Linked DNA regions of Homo sapiens: region 2 is linked to region 1. Evidence: read pairs that join two places in POLR2A ChIA-PET (ENCODE). Cell type or tissue: OCI-LY7. All regions are shown on one strand. Links, peaks and the distances in the headings refer to the core of each region. The heading gives the core; the rest is flanking DNA.

Region 1 (12,318 bases), core at 6,395-8,894:
CAAGAAAGCTGGCTGGGGGTTCCAGAGATGACCGAGTAGTTTAATGGAACATAAAAGCATTCCTAAGAGAATTCTCCAAAATTTACTTAAAGATAGTAGGAGGGTAGAGAAGAATCTTGTATGACCACATTTCCACATTGCACAGAATGGGACTATTATTATGTTTGTTTATTGTCATCATTGTTTGAATTAAAAGGAAAAATTACCCAGAAAGTGGGAGAGTTTGCCGGCATTAAAGCTGAATTAACTTGCTAGGGCTAACGTAACAAATACCACAGTCTGGGTGGCTTAAACAGCAGACACTTATTTTCTTACAGTTCTGGAGGCTGAGGAGTTCAAGATCAAGGTGCTGGCAGGCTTGGCTTCCCCTGAGGCCTCTCCCTTTGGCTTGCAGAGGGCCATCTTCTCTCTGTGTCCTCACACAGGGCCTTTCCTTTGTTCATGTGCATCCCTGGTGTCTCTTTCTCTTCATAAGAACTCCAGGCATATGAGATTAGGGCCCCTCCTGATGGCCTTATAACCACCTCTTTAAAAACCTTATCTTCAGATACAGCCACAGTACTGGGGACTAGGGCTTCAACATATGAACTTGGGGGAGGGTGGGGGGCACAATTCAGCCCGTAACAGGTGTTCATACAGATGTTAAAATGCATTCATATTTCAGCCCTAAAGTGTTGAAAAACACAACGACATGATGGACGTCGATGTCAGGGTAACAGCCTCTTTCCTCCTTACTCTGATACTCTCCCTAACCCTCTGCAAAGCGTGGCATCATCTTTAACTGACTGTCTTTCTAGAAACCCTAGGCTGTCTTCTAGATGCTATTTCTCTAGAAGATTTTAATAGAGAGACCTACATTAAAGGTCACAGGAGTGGGAGGATGGAAAGGACTGCAAGGGTAAAATCGGGAAAGGAAGGAAGCTCCTGCCTCTAGGCCCAGCATGTAGGAGCACAGTTAAGAGATGACAAGTTGTGCTGCAGGCAAATCTGCTTCCTACACTCACTTCCCAAATACCTCTGGAGGCATCCAATACTTCATTCAAACGCACTCAAGGCGAAGCGCTCAAACCGTCACTGAACATTTCTCTGGCAGGTTGCCAGTACTTCATTCTTCTTGTTAATGGTGACAGAGAAAATTACACAAAGCATCCAGGATGCTGATATGCCACTTGCTTCACAGTTTACTTCAAAGTCCCCTCAGAGTTTTCCGAATTTTACTTTCTGGAACAAAGAATATTATTGGCATAAGCATCAAGTATGCAGTTAATAGTGAGCAATTTCTGAATTTTTGAGTCAGAAGCAATCTGTCAGCAAGTAATAGCCAAAGGCCCTGTAGTAATAGGCTTAGTTGGCCCAGGCTTATTTCTCTAATTCACTGATTCTCTTGCATCAAAACAGCAAAAAACAAAGTTTAAAAAATGATGATTTTTCTACCAAGTTGTCTCCCGTGGCTTTTATTCTTATACTGTAACATGACCTGGCATTACCCTGGGCTCTCCTTTAGTCTCCTTGGTTGAGGATGACATCTAGGGAGACCTATTTAACTCATCAAATCATAAAAGCTAGACAGAACCACAAGAAATTGTTCTGTTAAATCTCCCTGGAAGGCTTCAATGAGGCACAACCATCAAAGTTTTTCAGGGAAGAAAGGCAGTGTTGTCTGTATATTTAGCCGTCAAAAAGGTTTTCCTGTGTCAAAGTCGCTCTCCTGCCAGTGTCTGAACTTGAATTAACTCTAAATCTTGCCAAATTCCCTGCCCCACATCCAGTCTCAGGAAGAAAGCCTGGTATTCGAATATTTTCCAACAAAATACACAAACTGAACTCTCAACATTGACCCTGGGTTGCCTGTGAAATCTTGATTTCCAATTTCTACAGCTAGAAGAGCCCTTAGCCCAGGGCTGCTTCAGAAATCCTTGCTTAATGGATGACTCATATGGTCAGTCCTTGAAATCTGAAGATTAATGTTGATCATAAACGTGAATTTTTGGGGAATACTCGGTAATTTTTTGAAGCCCAGTTTTTCTTATAATCTGTGAGAAACTTAGCTGCTTATTTAAAGCTATTTGCTTCTCAATTTACTGTGTCTCTGCATAGGTGATCAAACATACTTTGCTGTATTCTCCTCTTTCTGTGGTCTCCCTTTCTGCTTTCTTCCACTCAGTCTTCAGCAAAGAACCATGTTCTCAAGAACACCATCCATCCGACAGTGCCCCCTGCCTCCCATCTGGCAACTCAGCAGTGGTATTCATTAGTCCTGGCTCTGAACTCCTGGCTTGTGCTGTTGGACCAAATAGCCAGTAAGGTTTGCTCAGTGACTTGTTGTTTGCAAAGAAAGAAACTAAGGCATGTGATCACTTAGTGAGGAGTGGGTGAAGAGAAACTTGAGCTGTACAATGTTGCCTGTTATAAGCATCGTTGTCAGCCCAGAAACCCAGGGTTTCCAGGCCTAGAGTCACAGTGAAAATGCTTCAGGTGTCATCAGCACAGTTGAACTGCATATCCCACCCTTGCCAAACATGGTCCACCTCACACCCTTATTTCACAGGTGGGAAAACTGAGTCCCAGAGACACATGGTATTAATTTGCTTAAGTTTGCATGGTATATAGCTCATTGCTGGGAAGTTGTATGTAGAACTCAAGTCCCCTGACTTCCAGTTCAGTGTTCATTACAGTATACTGTATGGTCCTCAAGTACTTCTTCACCATTCTGTCCATCCCATTATGCCACCCTAGACTCAAAACCATGCAGGTCAGCTTTCTGCATGCCAAAATAACAGGTCTAAACACATGAGCTATGCATCCAAAAAGCCCGAGGGTACGCCTGTCTTTCTGTATCAGGAATTGTCCATGTTCTTTACCAGCCAGCCCCTGGAGCAGCTAAATGGCACTTGGTAGCTTTGCACATTCATTCTTCAGAGAACAAAGGAATACAGATGACACATGATGTTGCTGGCCTCCTCAAACTCCTTCAGTGTTTTCCCTACAAAGGTTCAAACACCATGGCCCCATATTAGAGATGCTCCTTAGCCTGCCCTAAACCTCCCTGCTTGCTTTCTCCACAGTTGTTCCTTAACTTGTTCTTTCTTGTTGCTGTGCATTTGTCTCCTTGCATACAGAGTGCCCCTCCCACTTCTTCACCCAATTATGCTTGAAACTCCAGGACCCACATTCTTTTTCCCAGGCATTGCTCAACAGTCACGCCCTTCACCCTCTCAAGAAAAATTTCTACTCTGTAGAGAAAAGTGGTTCTGAATAATTAACACACTTAGTGGCCACTAGAGATGGATTCACAGCATCAGTTTGGCCACAAGCCTTGTTCCCCACCAGTTCCTCCTTCTCTGTTTATCTAGTATGATGCCTGGCATATAGCAGCTTAGTGAGTGTTGGGTGAATGGGAATTAATGAATGAATAAATGTACTTTATATGCTCTGTATGTGTATGTATATGTTTGTGGGTGAGTATGTGTGTGTATATGTGTATGTTTGTTGGGGGATATATATGTGTATATGTGTATGTTTGTGTGTAGGTGACTATGTGTGTGTATTTAAAAGTATTTGAAGTTTGAAAGCCAATAAAGCTACACTTCTTTTTTGTTCCTCCTCAACAATGAAAATTAGGAGTTCAATGATTCAACAATGAAATTAGGAGTAGAACTTAAGTTTATGGTCGGCTTAAGTAAACCACAACCCTCTCCATCCCTTCCATCTTAGAAACATCAGCTTTCTGAGATTTCAGGCTTGCTATTTCACCCATAACTTGTAAATGGGTCCAGTGGCTCTGAGTCAGAGCCCCAGACTTCGGCTCCACTGCAAAGAAGGGCTTCATTGATTTGAAAGCCAAGCCAAAGAAATGTTTGCTTTCCTTGCAGTAGCTGACTGAATTGTGCTCCGGAGCGGTTGGGCTGCACACGTGGCCCTGTGAACTCTGCAGGGCCAGGGTGTAGCTCCATATGGCGTAGGTACTCATGATATGGCATCATGCCATCTGCAATGGCTTAGCACAATGCACCTATACATAGGAAGCTTAAAATATACTGGAGCCCTCAAATTTGCTTTTAGTGGTTGTATAAATTAGTACAATCTTTGTGGGGGTAGTTTGGTAAAAGGTTTGAAAACTTTAATTTTGCCTATTCTTTTTCCTTACAATTTTACTTCTGGAGGCTCTAGAGGAGAAACCATTTCCTTGCCTCGCTACTGCAATGCCTACACATGGTCACAAAGATAATTTATGCAATTATTTTCATTGCAGAATTGTCTATAATAATGAGTGAGTGGAAATTACTTAAAAGTCTCTCAATATGGTACTAGTTCATTAAATTGTGGTATAGTGAAAAAAACCCAGAATACTAAGCAGACATTCAAAACAAGCGAGAGATGCATAAACTGGCATGAAAAAATGTTCACAATATGTTGTTCAGTTAAAAAAAAAGTAAGTTGCATGCAGTATATCTAAAAGAACTGGACTTTTGAAATCAAAATCATGAGATACGTATAATGTGTTATATATATAAGCAGAGAGATTTGGAAAATAAAGAGGTTATCTCTTGGCTATGTGATTTGGGAATGGTTTCACCTTCTTAAAACATTTGAACTTATTTTCCCAGTTACCTTTTGCCTTTATAGTTGGAAAAAAAGGGAAAAACAAACTTACTTCTGAAAAATTTAGTAACAGATGCTATGTAAATTCTGAAAATAAGGGAGGTCAATCATAGGTATTTGGTAAGAAACCAAAACACAAGGCATTCTTCTTTCAGAGGAAATTTAAAACCAAGAAGGAGCAAGCACCCTTTTGTTAACCTTATTATAATCAACTGCTTTATATTTATTTTCATTTCCACAAAGTGACAGCAGTCACATAGAAATGTTTCTCAATGACATTAGAATGTCAAGACTCCACTGCGGTCTGTGTCTACTCTTTCCAGATGCTTCTGCAGTTTGACAATAAACTTAGGGAAATCTCCTAGAATTCCCAGGGTGAGGAGAAAAAAAAAAGGTCTTTCTGTTATTGAAATGAATACAGGAATACAGTAATATTAAACAAAAGGATATTTTGAAAGTTTGGATTTAATTAGCTTGTTTATGGTTTAAATCTCTTTTTAGATGGTTCTATTTCTGAATTTAGGAAGGTTTTAAAATGACTTCTCTTTTCTCTTTAAGTCCCTGTATCCCAATTTTTGTTTTTCTATACTTCAGAACCTAATCAATTTAGAATTCTTTACACATGCCAATTCTTTCAAGTGAGTTTAGCCTACAAAATAGTAAGATGCAATCAAACTTGTTTTTGTACATATGATTTCATATGTTTGAAAGTCAACATGCAAATATATGCAAAAACTCTCAAATTTTTTTTAATGAGAAAAACATCTCCCTGAATTTGAAATCAAGCCTTATGGGTGGTTCCAGGTGCTATGAAGTTAGGTGGCTCATGTACATGTGTGGGTGATGGATGGCAGACACCAATCTCACTCTCTTCCTGAAGGTAGCTAAAAATCAAATATTCCAGGAGATCAAGAAGATGCAGTCAGTGGACTCTCAACAATACTTTTCTAATTGACAGGTTTTATAGATACTTTTTCAGTGAACATGGTTTCATTTACCTGAGTCAATAATACTCCCACAGGAATGAGAACCACAAAATTATACTTTTTTAGCTTGCCTGGCAATATGATGCTTCTATTACAGAATGATAAATCCTATTACCTGTTTATTCAGAATTTCAATTTAATTCAACCTTTAGAAACACTGCTGTTTTTCTTTCTCTGAGTCTCATTTCTGTCACTGGCCATCTTCTCTGCATACAGTGTCTTCTATAATGAGGCAAGAATTTCAGTATCTTGCAAAATTCTCTGTTTAGCGTCATAATAAGAATTTACAAAAACTTTGTTCCATTTACTTCTACTTAAAATGGCTTCCTTTTCTCCAGAATCATAGAAGTATTATCAGCATGCTAAGCAAAGACTCCAAGCTTAAGGGAGAAAAAGAAAGAAGGGATTTAAGCGGTTGGATTATAAGATATAATGGACCGGAGAATTCTAATAGGTTTGGAGTGCTACAGATATCTCCCTGGCCCTAGAAAGGCCCAACCATCCAGAGTACTACCCAAAGTCCCACCTCCTACCCCCATACCCTCTCACCTTCCACCCATGCACCCTTCTTTCTCATGACCCTTCCCACCTCCTAACCCTACTCACCCTCTTACCACCTGTCCACTCACCTATAAAGGTGAGCTGATTGTAGATGATTCAGGATATGAATTAAGCTGTCCTGGGGATAAAATCTCAACTAACTACCTCTTGGCACATTCTAAGATATAAAGTGACCTTCCTCAGGGTAGAATGCAAACATCCCCTGTTCATCCCAGGCATCAAATGGATTGAGTGATTATGTTTCTGAGGACTAAGACCTCCATACGTTGGTGAAGTAAGGCCAGTTTTTTTGATGGTGAAGATTTGGGCTCCTGTTTAAACATAGTCAAGTTTCTTACCGAAGGGCCATTAAGGTCTTTTGTGAGAGAAAATAAAGAAGATTGAGCTTTTGGATAAAGCAGAAGTTGGAATAAAGTTAGGGAGGCTGGAAAGAAAAGGAAGGGAGGGGAGAAGGGAGCCCTGAACCAGGCAGAGGGTCTACCAGGAGCAGCACAATCATCAAGGGATAACCAGGCAAGAGACCTCGAGGAGGACCTCTATGAAGAGATAATCATTTCTGTTGTTTTTGTAAAATATGTCAATCTATACAGCTCCATGTATATGTTTGCAAATGAACCTTAATATATACTCTAGGGGTGTTAATTAGCATATGAAACCCCATAATCAGAAATCCACATATGAGCAATAGCTCCAAATATTGCTATCTAAATATGCACTAGAGAGTTTTTAATTAGGGCAAAGCATATTAGCAAATACTTTTTTTCTATTGGAATTAGAGATTTTTCAAGATAGATGTTTGATCAGGAAGATTTAGGCAGATGTTTTTCCCCTGCATTAATGAGTTATAGGAAACCTAGCAGCCTAACATCTGTGGGGGTGGTGCCCTTGATCTGGAATGCTGTTTGGTCCTGTGTTCCCTGGACACTTAGATGCGTGATTCTACCTGAAGGCTAGCTGAGCCTCATCAACATTGTTACCTTTCACTCAGCAGAAACCTTTCTTGTATACAAGGTGTGTGTTAAGACACCAGAAAGAATGAAGAGTGAGGACTTTAGCAAGTTTAGAGAATGAATTGTCTTACTGTTTTGGTACCTCATTGCTTACAAAGTGAGAGAGCACTGAGTCTATTAGTCACTATAATACATATAATTTTTTATTACAATATACACATAGGTAGAGAACTATTCGAAGAGGGCATATAGCTCTCACCTACTCTAGTAGTAGAAGGCTATGTTTACCAGAAAAACCTGACACCTGGAAAACATCTGCTTGGCTTAACTGAAATCTCAAAAGAGGAAACTGCTGAAGAACCCAGCAGTGAAGTGAAAGTAAAGTCCTTGTCTGTCAACTGTCAGGCTGTATGTGAAAGGAAACCTCATTTCACATTGCCAGCATGCATTGGACAAATGTGAGGCAAGGTGCACAGGAGTTGCTGCACCTCGACTTGGGGAGAGCTGCAGGAACTATCTTGAGTCCTCTGCTGGCCCTTGGACACATACTATTTAGGACTGAAACTTCTTTGATCCTCAGCCGATTTTGGTGCAGACCCTCCAGCTCTTGGGTCTCCTGGATCACTCTTCCTCCAAATCTAGGGAGTGTCCGCTCTGACATCTTGGACTGGCCAGTTATGTATGAAAGGTCAGTTAAGTGTGGGGATTGGGAAAAGATGGTCTCATAAGGGGTGATGTTCTGGTGACAGTATTTTTCATAAGATAAAATGCATTTCCATTATGAATGTTTAGATTAGAATGATTGGAAAAAGAAGGTATCAAGGATAGGCAGTGTGGAAAAAAAGGCCAAGTTTATGGGAATACCAAACAAAATAAGAACACAAAGAGCACAGTAGAGTCATTATCAACCATAAGTGCAGAAGGATCATTTTGTCAATGAAGTATTCAGATAAAAACCAGACAAGTTCTGTTTTATGTATCCAAGACAACTAGTATTGTTGATTGGGAGCCTAATTTGTGCATCTTTATTCTGGAATTCTCTTTGATATGGCTTTATTATTTTTAAAATATATAACTATTTGTTGTTTGTTTCCCCAGGCCTGGAAAACTTACATTCATGGGTTAGAGAAAGCTGACAATAAGATCACTAATCCACCACAGATAATTGTTGAGAAACCAACCGTGAAGACCAGGGACAGTACTAGAGGATGTGGTAGAGGAGGAGGATAGCATGAAGGGAGGAAATGACCTAACTTTATAAAAGAAAATAAGGCAGATATTGAAGAATGAACACTAGTGAATGAATTTAACGTTGATCTCTGGGGATTCTCCTGAGCAAGTGGTGAGATAGGAGATGATCTTTTAGAACCTGTCTGCACTATAAGGAGAAGTAATGCCAGACTGTTATTTCCTCTAAGGCTATGGTTAATCAACAGGTGGATGGGGGTACTGTAGACCTAGTGAGTCTGGACTTATGGCACTGGATAATGTCTAAGTTCTGTCCTTGGTCAAGACAGAGAAACAGAGGCAGCAGCTTTGAAAGCTGGTCTTTGGACTGATGCCAAAACAGCTGCTTAAGAGTCACCTAGGGATGTTGTTAAATAGTTCAAGATGCCTGTGGCACAACCCTTTAGGCTAAAGAGTGAAGTCCAAAAATCGAGTTTTAGTAAGCAGTCCAAATAAGTTCCATGTGCAGGCAGGTATGACATCCCTGAAGGGAGCCGATTTATGGACCAAAGACAAACTGAAGAGAGTCTTCCCAAAGTGCCATATGGGGTTCTGTTTCAGTCAACATTCTTATCAATACCTTAGATAACAATGACAAGTTTATCAAATCCAAGGATGATATGAAACTGGAGAAGAGAGCAGAGTTAGGATCCAAAATGATTTCATATTAAGTCAGATAAAAACCAAAGATTAGGTTAAAAACAAGTCTGTCAGTAAAATTTCCATATCAACTGTGACTTCCAGTAACATAGGAAACATCCAAAATTCATTTTAATATTTGTAATATTAGAAAATCAATGAAAAAGAATGCAGGGATCTAGCTATGGTCAAAGATCTTTAGGCCTGGGCAGGAAGTTGATTTCATATATTGAGAGACAAAGAGTCAATCATGTGATCATTTTGGCAGGAATAAGAGAGTCGCAGATTTCTGTGAATAGACTAAGGAAGAAATAGGTAATGTATATGGCTTAAATCCAAAGATGTAGGCCATGTGCCACACCTTCCTTGAATTTATGGAATCAAATATAAATGAGATTTATTGCATCCCATTTAGGGCCCAAGCCAAAAATTCTGATCATTAGTACCTACTTTAACTAGGATGGTACTATCCCTCCTTAAGAGATAAGCATCTTTCAAACTCAGAATTGCAAATTAAGTAGAGAAATATTTTAGAAAATTAAAATCCAGCGATATTAATACTTTTGAATTATGGAAATAATATTCAATTTTTATTGTAATGTTTAGAAATTGCACTTGAGTGATAGCATTGTAACTTCAATTTAAAATATCTAATTAAGTAATTAATTCAGACTTCTGGTTTGCAGTGAAATTCTTACTATATATATACTACTGTGGCACTTAAGAGAACTCAGAGTTCACGATATTTATAAACTTAATTTATTAGATTTATATAGATTACTTCGTCCTTGGGAAAGTTTGCCAATCAGGCAATTGAATTACTCTAAAGAGAAATAAAATGCATTAAACTTATAAATGCAGTATAAAATATGTGAAAGTGTTTAATTAACTAGTTTTTAAATGGGATCAAGTATTGTTCAAAGGCAATTAGAGTGATTGCTAAAAGTGCTAGGCATAACTAGAATAAGAGGATTTGTAAATTGAACTTAAAGCTTAAGGAAGAATGAGGTTATTAAAAATTGGTGACTTTAATAAAATGAATATCAATTTTTCAAAATAAAATAAATGACTGAATAGTCTTTTCTAGGTAGAAAAGCTGTCTTTGGGTGAAACAAAAAAAAACTTCCAGCAGTTTGTCCAGGGTGGAGATGGAACTTCAGCAAGTATGAAAGTGTCCTGGCTGGAGGTCGAGTCCTCAAGGCTCCATTGGAGATTACAGAATGCTGAACCTGCCAAGAGCTGCTGCAATCTTAGGCTATGAGGAGAGGAGAATATGCAGAGAGGAAGCTGATTGCCTGCCTCCGTTCTACACTAATCTGATCGCTTAGTCTTTTATGATCACTCCTGGGAAAAACAAACAAACAAACAAACAAACAAACAAACAAACAAAAAAACCTGTCTTTAAGACCAGCTGTTGCGAATTCTCCTGAGCCAGCGTGATCATTCACTGACTCTGAGGTTCTTTGTTTATTTTTGTAGATAATGGTAGGTACTTTGGTAGATAATAGTTCGTGATGGGTGGGTTAGTGATATTACCCTCTCACAAAATCCCTACCAGGTTATAACAAAAGCAGGTCTCCAACCAAATTCTGCCACACATCTCCCAGACGTTTATTAAACAAACATCTATTGATAAGGAGACCCCAAAGAGTTCACACAATCTGAAATCCCAGCTCTCTGTTCTTTTATGTAATCTGACCATACTTTTTCATAAAGAAATCACTAGAAGCAGATGTGACAGTATTTCAGTGGCAGAAATCTATAAGTCTTATGGAACAGCTGGCTTCTAAAACTTAACTCTCACAAGGATACAGGATTAGACTTCTAAGGCAGTTTAGCAGAACCTAACAAATTCTCAAGAGAAAAGAGCCTGAGACACAGACAGAGACACAAGTCTTGGTTCAAATAGTGGCTGTCACCATGCACTGACTGGGGAATATTACACAATCTCTTTTGCTTTCCATTTCTTTATAGGAAAGGTAAGGATAATAAAAACTACCTATTTTGAATGTTGTGGGAACTAAAAAATATAATGTACATAGAGTCACATAGTCAGAACTTTTTAAATGTAAAGGTATTATTGCCATTGTTTCATGTGGTTCCAGAGGGAGAGCTATTGATAACATTTATGAAGGAGAATAGAAATGAGTCAATTCAAAGGGAGAATTTTCTGGAAATCATAGTATTATAAAACAGATTAAGTTATCTTTTGCCGAAATAAATTTCTATCAAGGGCAGTACCCAAGGAGAAGCTATTCAAGGTCTTAACAGAAACAAATATTTCAAAAGAGATTTATGCTGAGGGCAGAGAATTAGATAGATGTCTCTACTGCTCTCCAACATAGAGATTCTGGGATATTGGCCTATTTTCATTCCTTGTAGGTATAATTTAGATCCTGTTCATCCATGTGTATTCACAGGAGGGCTCTCTAGCCTTGCAGTTTTATAGATTGAGAACTTAATGTATAGGAATCACTTTTTCTTCTTCTAACTTTATACCCTTTTTCTTAAGCACAGTCAGCATTTATTTGGCACCTTCATTCCTAAGCAGTGTAAATAATTCTCTGCTTTTATTCACCAATGAAAGTGCATACACATTCACCAGTCTCACATTTTGCATTTCCCAATCTACAACCTAGTCACAAATGCCTTCAAACAACCACACCCCTGCTGTATTTGTGTTAAAGGCTACGTCTCTACTGAAACAATAAAACCTTGTTTCTGGAATTAAAACTGTGCCCTGGGGTGCCTCTCTAGCTTTCTGCCATTTGTACTTTTATGTTATTTGATTCTTGCACAATTTTTGTATATTTACCTGCATCCCTGCTCCTTTTTCCACCTGAAAAAGCTACACTCAGCTCTTGGCTTACAAGATTCCCGCTATAATATTGCTATCTATAAATAAATCACTTCCTGACCATCCCCCACCAAGCCTAAATCTTGGACCCCACCTCTGACTTTGCTTTGGTGTACTGTTCATCTTTTCGACTTCTTGGTTATATTTCACCTCAGGATTCCCCTGACACTCCAACCCGTTTGTTAGTTTCATGGTAACTTTTAACAAATTATAACCAATTTTAACCAGCTCATAGTGTTTCTTGTGCCCACTGCTTCATGCATGATGAGCCAGAGGAATCCCTTCGTCCTTGATGAATAGACTAATCATAGAATCATATAAATGATTTAAAAACATTTAAATATTTTCAGCATCAATAATAAATAAGCACAGAGGCAAGAGGGTACTATTTTTCACCTACAAATTTAGCAGAAATTAAAAACCAGTTGTGCACTCCACACCTGATGAAGGTGTTCTGGGACAGGCATCCATGCCTACTCTATTGATAAAGAGTTTA
Region 2 (12,318 bases), core at 5,407-7,906, 53 kb before region 1:
AAAGTAGGCAGTCCAGAACTGATAAGGTGGCTCCACTGAGTTGTCAGGAACCCAAGATCCTTCCATGTCTCTGTTTTATCATCCCTAACTGTGGCTTCTGTCCCTAAAAGCCCCCCAAAGCCTCCAAATCACATTTATAGACTGGGGAACAAATGAAGGAGACTCTCCATTAAGGGATTTTTCCCTGGAACTCCATTTAACCATTATATCTACATCTCATTGGCTGAAACTTAATGACAGCTAAGAGGGCTGCAAGAAAGGCTGAAAAATTGTGCCTTTTGCTAGGTAGTTACACACCCAGCTAAAGATGTGGTCTCCTATGGCCAAGAAGCAAAGCATAGATAATGGAAGTTAGCTAGCAGTCTCTGTGCAGAATATTGCAGTAGATTCTAAGGGTAGAAAGAAATTGAAAGGAGCCTGTGAAATAACACCTAGCCTTTCAGAAACCTATATTTATCTTCTCTAAGTTTATTATTTCTATAAGTAAATGCAGGTTAGCAGGTTATATTATTAAATTCATGTATTGATAATGTAGCAGTTGCAAAAACTGATTATAGAAAGTGGAGGACATAAGAGAATTAAGTCAGGAAGTTAGCTTTTCTACTCTTCTCAGACCACCCATCTGCTGATCCTCAGGAAGTTACATGCCATGATAGTGTGAGCATTATGCACATATCACCACGTCCTGACACCTCTACAAACAAAAGGCAAGTGCATATGCAAAGAGAGGGTAATTTGAGGTATAGGGGAGACCCAGACATTGTCATAACAAAATAGATGACTCCAGAACTGCTGCTCGGTTGAAGAAAAACTCTATTAAGTTCTAGATGACTTAAGAGAAGGCATATATTTAGAATAACCTATGTAGGAAATGAAATTATGCACAATACTATGATAAAAATGAGTCCATGAGTGCTGAAGGGGCACAGGAAACACATACACAAAGGTAGGACTCAGTGAAGAAAAGCCTGGGGAGAGAGAGTATTGAGGGTCTAGTTGAATGAAGGTCCCAGCCAAGAAGCCATGTGGAGGATTCCAGCTGGCTGAGAGGGTACTGGTAGTTCGTTCTCTCCTCACAACGTTAGTTTCAAACACCTCTTAGGGCTTAGAAGAAAAAAGTGTGCAATTTAATCACCTATTACTCCAGAAATAGTTGAAGCAAGAATCGGAATCACATCTATCATCCCATAAAAGCCAAATAATGAAATTTTAAATGGAAACTAAGAGCAGAAACGCAGACACCCACTTGTAGATCACAGAAAGAACACCTCTCTTGGGGTATTTTGTTCTTTGCCCTGGCTGTAAGGGAATCCCAGGTCAAGTCCACACGTGGAGCTCACTGTGGTCAGGTAGCCCTGGGTGACCTAAGTCTTCTCAGGGATCTTTGTGAAACACGCAACCCTATTAACTTTACAGTTTTATTTAGTCTCACTCTAAGGGGTGGATCAGTCTTTCTGACTGACCTGAGACAACCCCGTGCAGCTGTGGCCTTGACAAAATTCTCAGTTATCCCTCTGGCAAGGACAGAAATGAAATCATGAAAGGATTAAAAAAATTCCTTTTTCTCTAAGATTGCAAAGTCCCCTCAGATGGTTGAATGGAGAGCAGATAAGGAGAATGCGTGAGAAGCACTTTTCCTCAGACCTCAGCCTTCCTGTAGCCCAACCCAACAGCATTTTACCCCTAGGATTATAAAGAGAATGACTGGGGAATTAGACCAGCAGTATTATTAGCAATATACTAGGAGGCACAGCCCCCATTTCTACCTCAGGATCTGAAGTACCTTTGATACATCTTCTGGTTTCTTGGGCTTTGTCCTATTCTGATAACAAGTGCAGGCACAATTCGAGAGGCTTGATGTATCACACTTCTTAAACCTCTTCAATGTGGCTGGCCAAAAACAACACTTGACCATCCTTTTTCTTCCCCTTGAAGGTGCTGTAGGGCTGTATTTGGAACACTTAGGGGTTCTGGGAGCCACCAGTGGTCCTTGCAAAGAGAAACTAGGGAACAGGGATGTTCTCAGCTGTGAGGATCTGTGAAGGGTATTCTCCTAGCCTTCTACTTGGTAAAATGTCATAGAGATGCATAAAAGGGAGACAAGCAAGGCTCTTCAAACTGTTTATGGAAAAGCACAATATTCATGTATTAAATTAACATCTGATGATGCCCGTCTTAATCAGGCATTAAACCAGGAACTAGAGATACAATGGTGAACAAGACAAATAGGGTACAATGGTGAACAAGACAAATAGGGTCTCCCCCACAGTGGCACTTACATTCTCAAGGAAGAACAAATTTTGGACAACCGAATTCATAAGTTAATTATTTAGTTGCAGGGATGCTAAACTACTACAAGGAAGTGCTAAGTTTTACAGAGTGTATTACAAGGGCATTCACCCAGCATGTGGTTCAGGAAAGGCTTTCCTGAGGTTGTGTTTTGGGGTTTAAGCTGATATCTGCAGGAGCTTACTAGCAAAGATGGTGCTCCTGTCAGAGGAAAAAGCAACGGCAAGGCCCCAAGGAAGAGGATAGAGCATTACCACGAGAAAGAAAAACAGCAAATCTAGAACCCAGTGAGCAGAGAGCCTTCCTCCATTGGGCTGAGGCTGGCAGGCCATCTTAAGGATTTCCACATCCCATGGAGAAAAAGAATTGCAAAAGCTTCCAGATAGGGAAAGGAGTATTTCGAGCTCTCCTTCTTAGATTTTGCTCTTTAGCTTCTGATTTAATATCTCTAGCTGATGAATTTCAAATTTTTAAGGCAAACTAAGGAAAATCAAACAAATATTTAAGCTTTGTGTAAAATTAGATTCTTTTTGTTTTTCTGAGAGAAAATATTTACTTATTTATCTTCTTTTTTAAACTTTTATTTTAGGTTCAGGGTACGTGTTCAGGTTTGTTATATAGGTGTCATGGGGGTTTGGTGTACAGATTACTTTATCACCCAGGTAATAAGCATAGTACCCAATAGGTAGATAGGTACTCTCCTCCTACCCTTCACCCTCAAGTAAGCCCCAGTGCTGCTCTTCCCTTCTTTGTGTCCACATGTACTCAATTAAAACTAAATTCTTAGATAATTAACAAGCAAATGTCCAGAAATGTAATAATTAATGTTTTATCTGATTTAATACATCTATAATTCAGTAGATTTGGCCTTGGCACTTGAACTCATTTACCTCTAAACCCGTATGCAGATATGTTAACCTCCTGATTCATATCCATTCACACTTTCTGCATAAAGCATCAAATGCGTGCTAATTTTGAATAGTGAAAGAAAAACAGATTCTCCTGGATCAAGGAATAACTCTATTGGGAACGCAGAAACTTATTGATGAAAAAGTAAAGTACTCTCTTGCTGCAAAATTGGATATCACCCTTTCACCCTGATCAAAGTATGGAGACATCAAATCCATCTAAAAAAGGTAAAAAGTAAGGTTAAAAAAGAATGTACCCGCAAAGACTTTCAACTCTTAGTCTACTTAAAAATTTCTCAATCTACTATTCCTGAAAATGTAAGCACTTGAGACTTAAAAGAGCTTATATTTCTTTTTCCAACTCCCATGCATCTAGAATGATAAGATGGTAGGGCTGTTTTGCTTACTGCGACACAGGCTTTTAGCTAATTTCCAAATTCAATTCCTCCTCTTCTTGGGAACACAGCCTGACTACACTTCACATTGCAGTCATGTGTGCCCAGTGGAATAAGAATGGAAGTGATGTAGGCCATTTCTAGGTCTGGCCCATAAAACTTCCCCAAAAGGCCATTCTTTGTATTCCTTTTGCCTTCATCAGCTTAATGAAAATAAGCATGGTGACCTTAGAAATTACATGATAAAGATGATGGAGCCATAAGACAGGGAAAGCCTGGGTCCCTGCATCAAAGCTTGTCAAAAAGTAGCCCACCTATCAGACACCTGCTGCTTAGGGCTCTGACTTTTACTTCATCATTCATTTTTGGCATATAACTTTTTTCTCAGAGCTCTGCTGTGATTTAAACTTTATGCTTTGTTCCAGCTGTATAGTTTATTGTAATTTCTATGTAATTATATTACGAAGATATCACATATTAGTTCCCCATGTTGCTGGAACCAGAACTATAATAATATGTACATTATTAGTGCCCTAATAAGTAGCAAAATCAATATTTAAGAGGTAGTTTTGGATCTTGCAGTGCCTCTTGTCATCACTATAAGCTATCATATTTCATTGTACCTGTTAGAATTGGAATCTCTGGTTAGTTGTTGGATGACTTCGGCTTCTTACTTATAAATATTGTGGATTGGCCTGATTATCCACCTTAAGGGAGGGCATTTCCACTTAGAGTACAACATATTCAAGTGATCTATCTAACCTTCCCAAGTGAGACAAACCTCCAAAATTTTAATATTACTTGGTAATTTACAATAGTGGGAGAAATTGCACAAGAAAAAGTGTAGGCATTTAGGAAAAAAGAGCAGTGTGGAAGTTGGTAAAGCAAGAGAGGAATTGTTCTACAGGAGGGTGTAGTATAGTGGCTAGGAGTCAGACATCCTGAATTTACCATTTAGCTGTGTAACCTTGGGCAAGCTATTAGCTCTCTCTGAACATAAGTTTGGTTTATTTTCTTTTTTTTTTTTTTGACACGGAGTCTTGCTCTGTCACCTGGCTGGAGTGCAGTGGTACGATCTTGACTCACTGCAACCTCTGCCTCCCAGGTTCAAGCGATTCTCCTGCCTCAGCCTCCTGAGTAGCTGGGACTACAGGTGCATGCCACCACACCCAGCTAATTTTTGTATTTTTAGTAGAGACAGTGTTTCACCATGTTGGCCAGGCTAGTCTCTCTTGACCTTGTGATCTGCCCACCTCAGTCTCCCAAAGTGCTGGGATTACAGGCATGAGCCATTGCACCTGGCCCATAAGTTTTTTTGTTATTGTTTTTTGTCCAGGCTAGAGTGCAGTGGCGCGATCTTAGTTCACTGCAACCTCCACCTCCTGGGTTCAAGCGATTGTCCTGCCTCAGCCTCCTGAGTAGCTGGGATAACAGGCACCCATCACCATGCCCGGCTAATTTTTCTATTTTTAGTAAAGATGGGGTTTTGCCATGTTGGCTAGGCTGATCTCGAACTCCTAACCTCAGGTGATCCACTCACCTCAACCATCCAAAGTGTTGGGATTACAGGTATGGGCCACTGTACCTGGCCCAAGTTTCTTATCTATAAATAGAGAATGATATTAACTATCTCATAAATTGTAATTTGGAAAAGTGAGATAATACATGTAGATTACTTAACACAGAGCCTGAAACAAAGCAAGCACTGAATATATGCTATATATGACTATTTAAAATTACTCTAGAAGTGGATGGGGAGGAAAAATGGCAAATGTGCTTGGTTGAAAGCTCCTAAAAAGGCAGCTTGCCAGCCCTCCTTGGAGCCCAAATCTGTTATCCAATCATCCAGTCCACTGCCTTAGCTGACTTAGGACACTTCAAATCTGGCCTCCCACTCTGTAATTAAGGGCCATGAAAACCCACAAGGTCATAGTGGCAAAACTGGGCCAGCTCTTCCCTCTCCCAGGACCTCCTCACCACTTGTTGGCAACGATCACCATAGCTCACTGTCAACCAGTTGCCACCACTATGTTTTGAAAGACTCAAAACCCCCATGATTCCATTTCCAGTGCCAGACTCAGGGCTCAAAAAGAAAACATGCTTCTGAATTTTTTGAATACTTTCCAGAAGCCCCTTTGGAAAGATCCAGGCTTTTGCTTTGAAAAATACCTTTGAACAGAGGCTGCTCTAGTGAAACTTGATCAATGGTATCTTAAAATGTATAGTAGATACTCAATAAATAAGAACTACTACTATGAGTAATTTCTTTAGTCACTATACTATTTAAAGTAAGTCTTTATATTCATTTTTATAAAATTTCAAATATTCTGACAATACTAGTTTTGTGTTTTGCCCAAATTCCATGAGGTTTTAAATTTTTAATACTAAGGAGATTTATGAGTCACTGACTGGCAGGATCTGCAGCATTTAACATCTCTGGTGTTAGAAAAGGGATCCATACAAGATAAAAATTGAAAAGGAAAAAGTGTTCAGTTTCAGAAGAAGCTACAGAAGTAGAGTAAACAGGGGAAACAATTTCTGATTATATCAAAAACAATTTGGAGAAATAAGACATTAAGAATTTTATTTCTTATGTCTAAGTAGATATCCTTTTCAATATTTATCCTGTGGCTTTGCTTGGCCTCTGTTTTTCCACTGGGTGGTCTTGGCTTAGCAGAGGACACGATTTCCCATACAAGTTTCATTATTCTCATCTCTCGTGGGCAAGTCCACCATGCTAGAGAATGTAGAAAAGCAGAGTTGTAAACTGATCTCTGGATTGACAGAGGAACCTGACCCTCGTCTTCCCATTTTATTTTCCCATTAAGTCAATCACAAGTATAAACATTTGCCCACATTATTTGGAGCTGAAAGACAAGGGGGCAAGCCAGAGGAAAATGAGACATTGGCCTAAGGAAGATTTTTTTAAAATTTCCCTTTCTGGTCTCTAAGTTTTGAGTGTGAACTGCAGAAATAGATGGATTATTTTCACTCTAATCCCTGAAGGAAGGGCAGTGGATAGGGTGTGGCAGATACTGCATTGGTTAGTACTGGAAGGCCCTTTTCCAAAAAGGTATGTGGTTATAAGAAAAAAACTACCAAAGCATCTTTCCCATTGTTTTATTCAGTAATCAATACAGAGCACTTTTGTGACTAAATGTATGGGGTTATTTTCCCATACCCCAGGCAATCAACTAAGTCTGCAGCAGACACCAACTGAGTGTCCTCTAATTCAATTCAATGCTGACACTACCTGGAGATAGCATCACCTCCTATCGGTTGAGGGCTCAGTCCCACAAGACTGCCCTCAATCCTTCACTTCAGATGCTGATCACAAGCCCCAGATTGTTTTACCTGTGTTTCTGACTGGCTGGCTATACATTGGGGTTCCCATGATCCCTTCCTTGGGTTCAATTACTTTACTAGAGCAGCTTGCAGAACTCAGAGAAACACGTACTTACATTTACCAATCTATTGTAAAGAATATTACAGAGGATATAGATGAAGAGATGTATAGGGCAAGGCATGAGGGAAGGAGTGCAGAGCCTCCATGCCCTCTCCAGGCACACCACCCTCTGGAAACCACTCATTCAGCCAGCTATCCAGAAGCTCTCTGAACCCAGTATTTTGGGTTTTTATGAAAACTTCATTAGGTAAACATGATTAATTAAATCATTGGGCATTGATGATCAACTCAACACTTAGCCACCTTTTTCTCTCCCAAAGCTGGGAGTGAAGCTTAAAGTCCCAACCCTCGAATCATGCCTTGGTCTTTCCAGTGACCAGCTTCCACCATGAAGCTACCTGGGGCAGCCAGCAATCAATCAACACATTAGTATACACAAAGACACATCACTTTGGGCTGGGCATGGTAGCTCATGCCTGCTGTCCCAGCACTTTGGGAGGCCGAGGTGGGTGGATCGCTTGAGGCCAGGAGTTTGAGACCAGCCTGGAGAATCACTTGAATCTGGGAGGGGGAGGCTGCAGTGAGCTGAGATCATGCCACTGCACTCCAGCCTGGGTGACAGAGCAAGACCCTATCTAAGAAAATAAAAAAAAAAAAAAAGACACATTGCTTTGAAGATTACTAGGATTTTAAGAGTTGTATGCCAGGAGATTGGAGGAAGACCAAATATATATTTCACAATATCACAGTAAGCTGAACTCCTGTCCAATGGTTCACACACAATTTTAGGGTTTGTTACCAGCCTCACATCAACCAACCTCTCAACTTGATAGTAAGTCAGCTGAGCTCAGAGTGACTTGCCCAAAGTTCTACAAAAACAGGAAATTCAGTTTTACTGATTAGCGATCTACCCTACTAAGAAATTATTGTCCTAAAACATGCCACATTAACATCTTGATATGTCAAGATTAACATCATTATAAGTCTTAACATGACTTGATAGTATAGAACAATTATGCATTGCTTAACAATGGGAATATGTTCTCAGAAATGCATTGTAGGGTGATTTTGTCATTGTGCAAACATCATAGAGTGTATTTATACAAACCTAGATGGTATAGCCTATTACACACCTAGGCTATATGGTACAGCCTATTGCTCCTAGGCTGTAAACCTACACAGCATGTTGCTACACCGAATACTGTAGGCAACTGCAATACAATAGTAAGTGTATTAGTCTGTTTTCATGCTGCTGATAAAGATATACCAGAGACTGGCCAATTTCCAAAAGAAAGGGGTTTAATTGGACTTACAGTTCCACATGGCTGGGGGAAGTCTCACAATCATGGCAGAGGGTGAAAGGTACCTTTTACATGGTGGTGCCATGAGAGAATGAGAAGGAAGCAAAAGCAGAAGCCCCTGATAAACCCAACAGATCTCATGAGACTTATTGACTATCACGAGAATAGCACGGGAAAGACCAGCCCCCATGATTCAACCACTTCCCTCTGGGTCCCTCCCACAACACACGGGAATTCTCGGACCCACAATTCAAGTTGAGATTTGAATGGGGACACAGCCAAACCATATCATTCCACCCCTGACCCCTCCAAATCTCATGTCCTCACATTTTAAAACAGTCATACCTTCCCAACAGTCCCCCAAATTCTTAATTCATTTCAGTATTAACCCAAAAGTCCACAGTCCAAAGTCTCATCTTAGACAAGGCAAGTCCCTTCTCCCTAGGAGCCTGTAAAATCAAAAGCAAGCTAGTTTCTTCCTAGATACAATGGGGGTACAGATATTCAGTAAATACAGCCATTTCAAATGGGAGAAATTGGCCAAAACAAAGAGGTTACAGGGCCCGTGGAAGTCCGAAATCCAGCAGGGCAGTCAAAATTTTAAAGTTCCAAAATGATCTCCTTTGACTCCATGTCTCACATCCAGGTCATGCTGATGCAAGAGGTGGGTTCTCATAGTCTTGGGCAGCTCTGCCTCTGTGGCTTCGCAGGGTACAGCCTCCCCCCAGCTGCTTTCACGGGCTAGCATTGAGTGTCTGTGGCTTTTCCAGGTGCACGGTGCAAGCTGTCAGTGGATCTACCATTTTGGGGTCTGGAGGATTGTGGCCCGCTTCGCACAGCTCCACTAGGCAGTGCCCCAGTAGGGACTCCGTGTGGGGGCTCCTACCCCACATTTCCCTTCTGCATGGCTCTGGCAGAGGTTCTCCATGAGGGCCCCACCCCTGAAGCAAACTTTTTCCTGAGCATCCAGGCATTTCCATACAACTTCTGAAATGTAGGCGGAGGTTCCCAAACGTCAATTCTTGACTTCTGTGCACGTGCAGGCTCAATACCACGTGGAAGCTGCCAAGGCTTGGGGCTTCTACCCTCTGAAGCCGTAGCCCAAGCTGTATGTTGGCCCTTTCAGCCATAGCTGAAGCAGCTGGGACACAAGGCACCAAGTCCCTGGCCCATGAAACCACATTTTCCTCCTGGGCCTCCAGGCCTGTGATGGGAAGGGCTGCTGTGAAGGTCTCTTACATGGCCTGGAGACATTTTCCCCACGGTCTTGAGGATTAACTTAGGTTCCTTGCTACTTATGCAAATTTCTGCAGCCAGCTTGAATTCCTTCCCCAGAAAATGGGTTTTACTTTTTTATCACATTGTCAGGCTGCAAATTTTCTGAACTTTTATGCTCTGCTTCTTTCATCAAACTGAATGCTGAACAGTACCCAAGTCACCTCTTGAATGCTCTGCTGCTTAGAAATTTCTTCTACCAGATTCCCTAAATCATCTGTCTCAAGTTCAAAGTTCCACAAGTCTCTGTGGCAAATGCCACCAGTCTCTTTACTAAAACATAGCAAGAGTCACCTTTGCTCCAGTTCTCAACAAGTTCCTCATCTCCATCTGAAACCACCTCTGCCTGGACCTTAATGTCCATACCAGTATCAGCATTATGGGCAAAGCCATTCAACAAGTCTCTAGGAGGTTCCAAACTTTCCCATATTTTCCTGTCTTCTGAGCCCTCCGAACTGTTCCAACCTCTACCTGTTACCCAGTTCCAAAGTTGCCTCCACATTTTTGGGTATCTTTACAGCAATGCCCCACTCTACTGGTACCAACGTACTGCATTACTCCATTTTCACACTGATGATAAAGACATACCTAAGACTGGGCAATTTACAAAAGAAAGAGGTTTAATTGGACTTACAGTTCCACGTGGCTAGGGAAGGTCTCACAATCATGGTGGAGGGAGAAAGGCACTTCTTACATGGTGGTGGCATGAAAGAATGAGAAGGAAGCAAAATCAGAAATCCCTGATAAACCCATCAGATCTCATGAGACTTGTTCACTATCATGAGAATAGCATGGGAAATACCAGCCCCCATGGTTCAACCACCTTCCCCTGGGTGCCTCCCACAACATGTGGGAATTCTGGGAGATACACTTCAAGTTGAGATTTGCATGGGGACACAGCCAAACCATATCAATAAGTATATATGTATCTAAACATAGAAAAGTAAATATAGCAGATTTATTGTAAATTTAAATACAGTAAAATTACATATTACAATGTTGTGGGACCACCACTGTATATGTCATCTGTTGTTGACCAAAATATCATTATACAGCATGTGACTGTATTCTCCACCTATCCACATTGCTATTTGTTGTGAAACTCAGACCTCCTCTCAGTTGAAGGTCCTAGGGATTAAGAAGTTCTTCCTGTTAGCAAGGCTCAGCTAGGACTAACCTTTTCAGGTATGCTTCCAATCTGGTTATTGCTGCTGAAATGGAAACAAGGATAAGGAAATAAAACCCATCATGGATGGATGCAAAAGGCTTTCATCACATTCTTCATTCTAATGCTTTGAACAGAGATAAAGCAAGCAATGAGATCTCACACTAGGTTCCACCAACAATCCCCAACACCAGTGGCCTTGAACACTGTTTCAGTCAAGCTATCCAAGGGCCTTCCTCTCTTGTTGCATAAAGGGGCAGTTAAGAATAGCTTCACCAGAGATTTTGAAGTACATGTATTCTGAAAACACTTGGGCTTTCTTCTGTAGCATCCACCCTTGGACAAAGAGTGACTAATTAAGATAAATTTCTAGCTTACATAATGTCCCTTGCACAAGAATATGTTTGCACTCTAGAGTGTTGACACTGGCAAATGGGGCCAGACTTTTGGCAGGTTTTTCAAAAAAACAATGCCAAACTGGCTAACTTCCTATATTTCTCTAGTCTTTTTTGGAAAATACCTAGAACACTTTCCAAGAAATTAGTTTAGGTCATTCAGAGTTTATTCTGGATAGTACTGTGTTTATTGTTGCATAAGACTCTAAGTCAGCATCAACTCGCCTTCCAGACTCAAGCCAGTTAATGCTAGCATTAACACATGGACCTTTTTGCTCTGGGAATGAGGCAACTCAAGGTTCTAGGAGGAAACACAAATTATATTTCTGGGTGACTCGAATTGGCCATGACCTCACTACAAATACTGAGGCTTTGAAGGAACTCTGGTTCATAAGAGAACAATACTATCTAAAAAATTTGAAAAGCTAAGAGTTTCTGTGTATCTTTTTTCCTGGCTGGTGGAAGTAAGCATGGTAGGAAGGGAAGAGGACAAAGCATGAAGCCAGTGACTGAGTTTGAACCTGGGCTTTCATATTCCCTAGCTAGTTACATCAGATAGTTTAGTGGGAGACAAAGTGTTCAATGGTCAAGTCTTCATATCAAATTTCAATAAATCCAAGTTCAATTTAAATATCATTTCATCATAAAATATATTTCTAGTCCAATAATAATTTAATTATGACAATTTTATTAATTTTTTAATTGACAATTTAAAAAAATTTGACCTGCTGCAGGAACAATAATTTATCAGTACTGTCAGGTAGTAGATTTCTCCTATGATTACACTGTAAATTTGCAATACCAAATACTCACTCATCTTCCAGTGCAGGTAGTTGAGGAACAACATATTTTTTGGACAATTCTGCTAGTCTCAGATACTGCTAATAATGGTGTTGGCACCCAGACATTGAGTATTCCTTTCTTCCTAGTAGTAATTTAATCAGATAAAGACTTATCTTCTCTTATCATCTACTAAATGAATTTTATTGAAACTGCTACAAATGGAAGCTTTGTTTACTGCTTCAATAAGATGCTTTCTGAATATTTTTAGAAGCCAACTTAAAATTTTTCTATATAAAATTAACGTTTTTCACAGTAATCATGTTATTGCAGAATTTTACTAACTGCTAGAATTTCAATATGTAAAGCACATAAGTAGATTTTGACTTTATGCCTGGAATCTA

Evidence for each region. Peaks named below come from ENCODE experiments on the same cell type or tissue, not always from the same donor. Only the 100,000 strongest peaks of a DNase experiment are listed, where the experiment ranks them.
Region 2: POLR2A ChIA-PET joins it to region 1 with 5 read pairs; 2 of 35 experiments call an interaction of 5 or more read pairs at or near these places.

What each region holds. Positions count from the first base shown.
Region 1 is chr5:111,696,344-111,708,661 of GRCh38, forward strand. All of the region lies in intron 2 of STARD4-AS1 (STARD4 antisense RNA 1), which reads left to right. Among named protein-coding and RNA genes, the nearest start is that of NREP, 55 kb to the right of the region's middle. In OCI-LY7, for the core only: no CTCF peak of the experiment used is centred there; DNase peaks (open chromatin) are centred at 7,488 and 8,528; H3K4me3 peaks cover 2,134 bases; H3K27ac peaks cover 2,500 bases.
Region 2 is chr5:111,644,157-111,656,474 of GRCh38, forward strand. All of the region lies in intron 1 of STARD4-AS1 (STARD4 antisense RNA 1), which reads left to right. Among named protein-coding and RNA genes, the nearest start is that of NREP, 110 kb to the right of the region's middle. In OCI-LY7, for the core only: no CTCF peak of the experiment used is centred there; no DNase peak of the experiment used is centred there.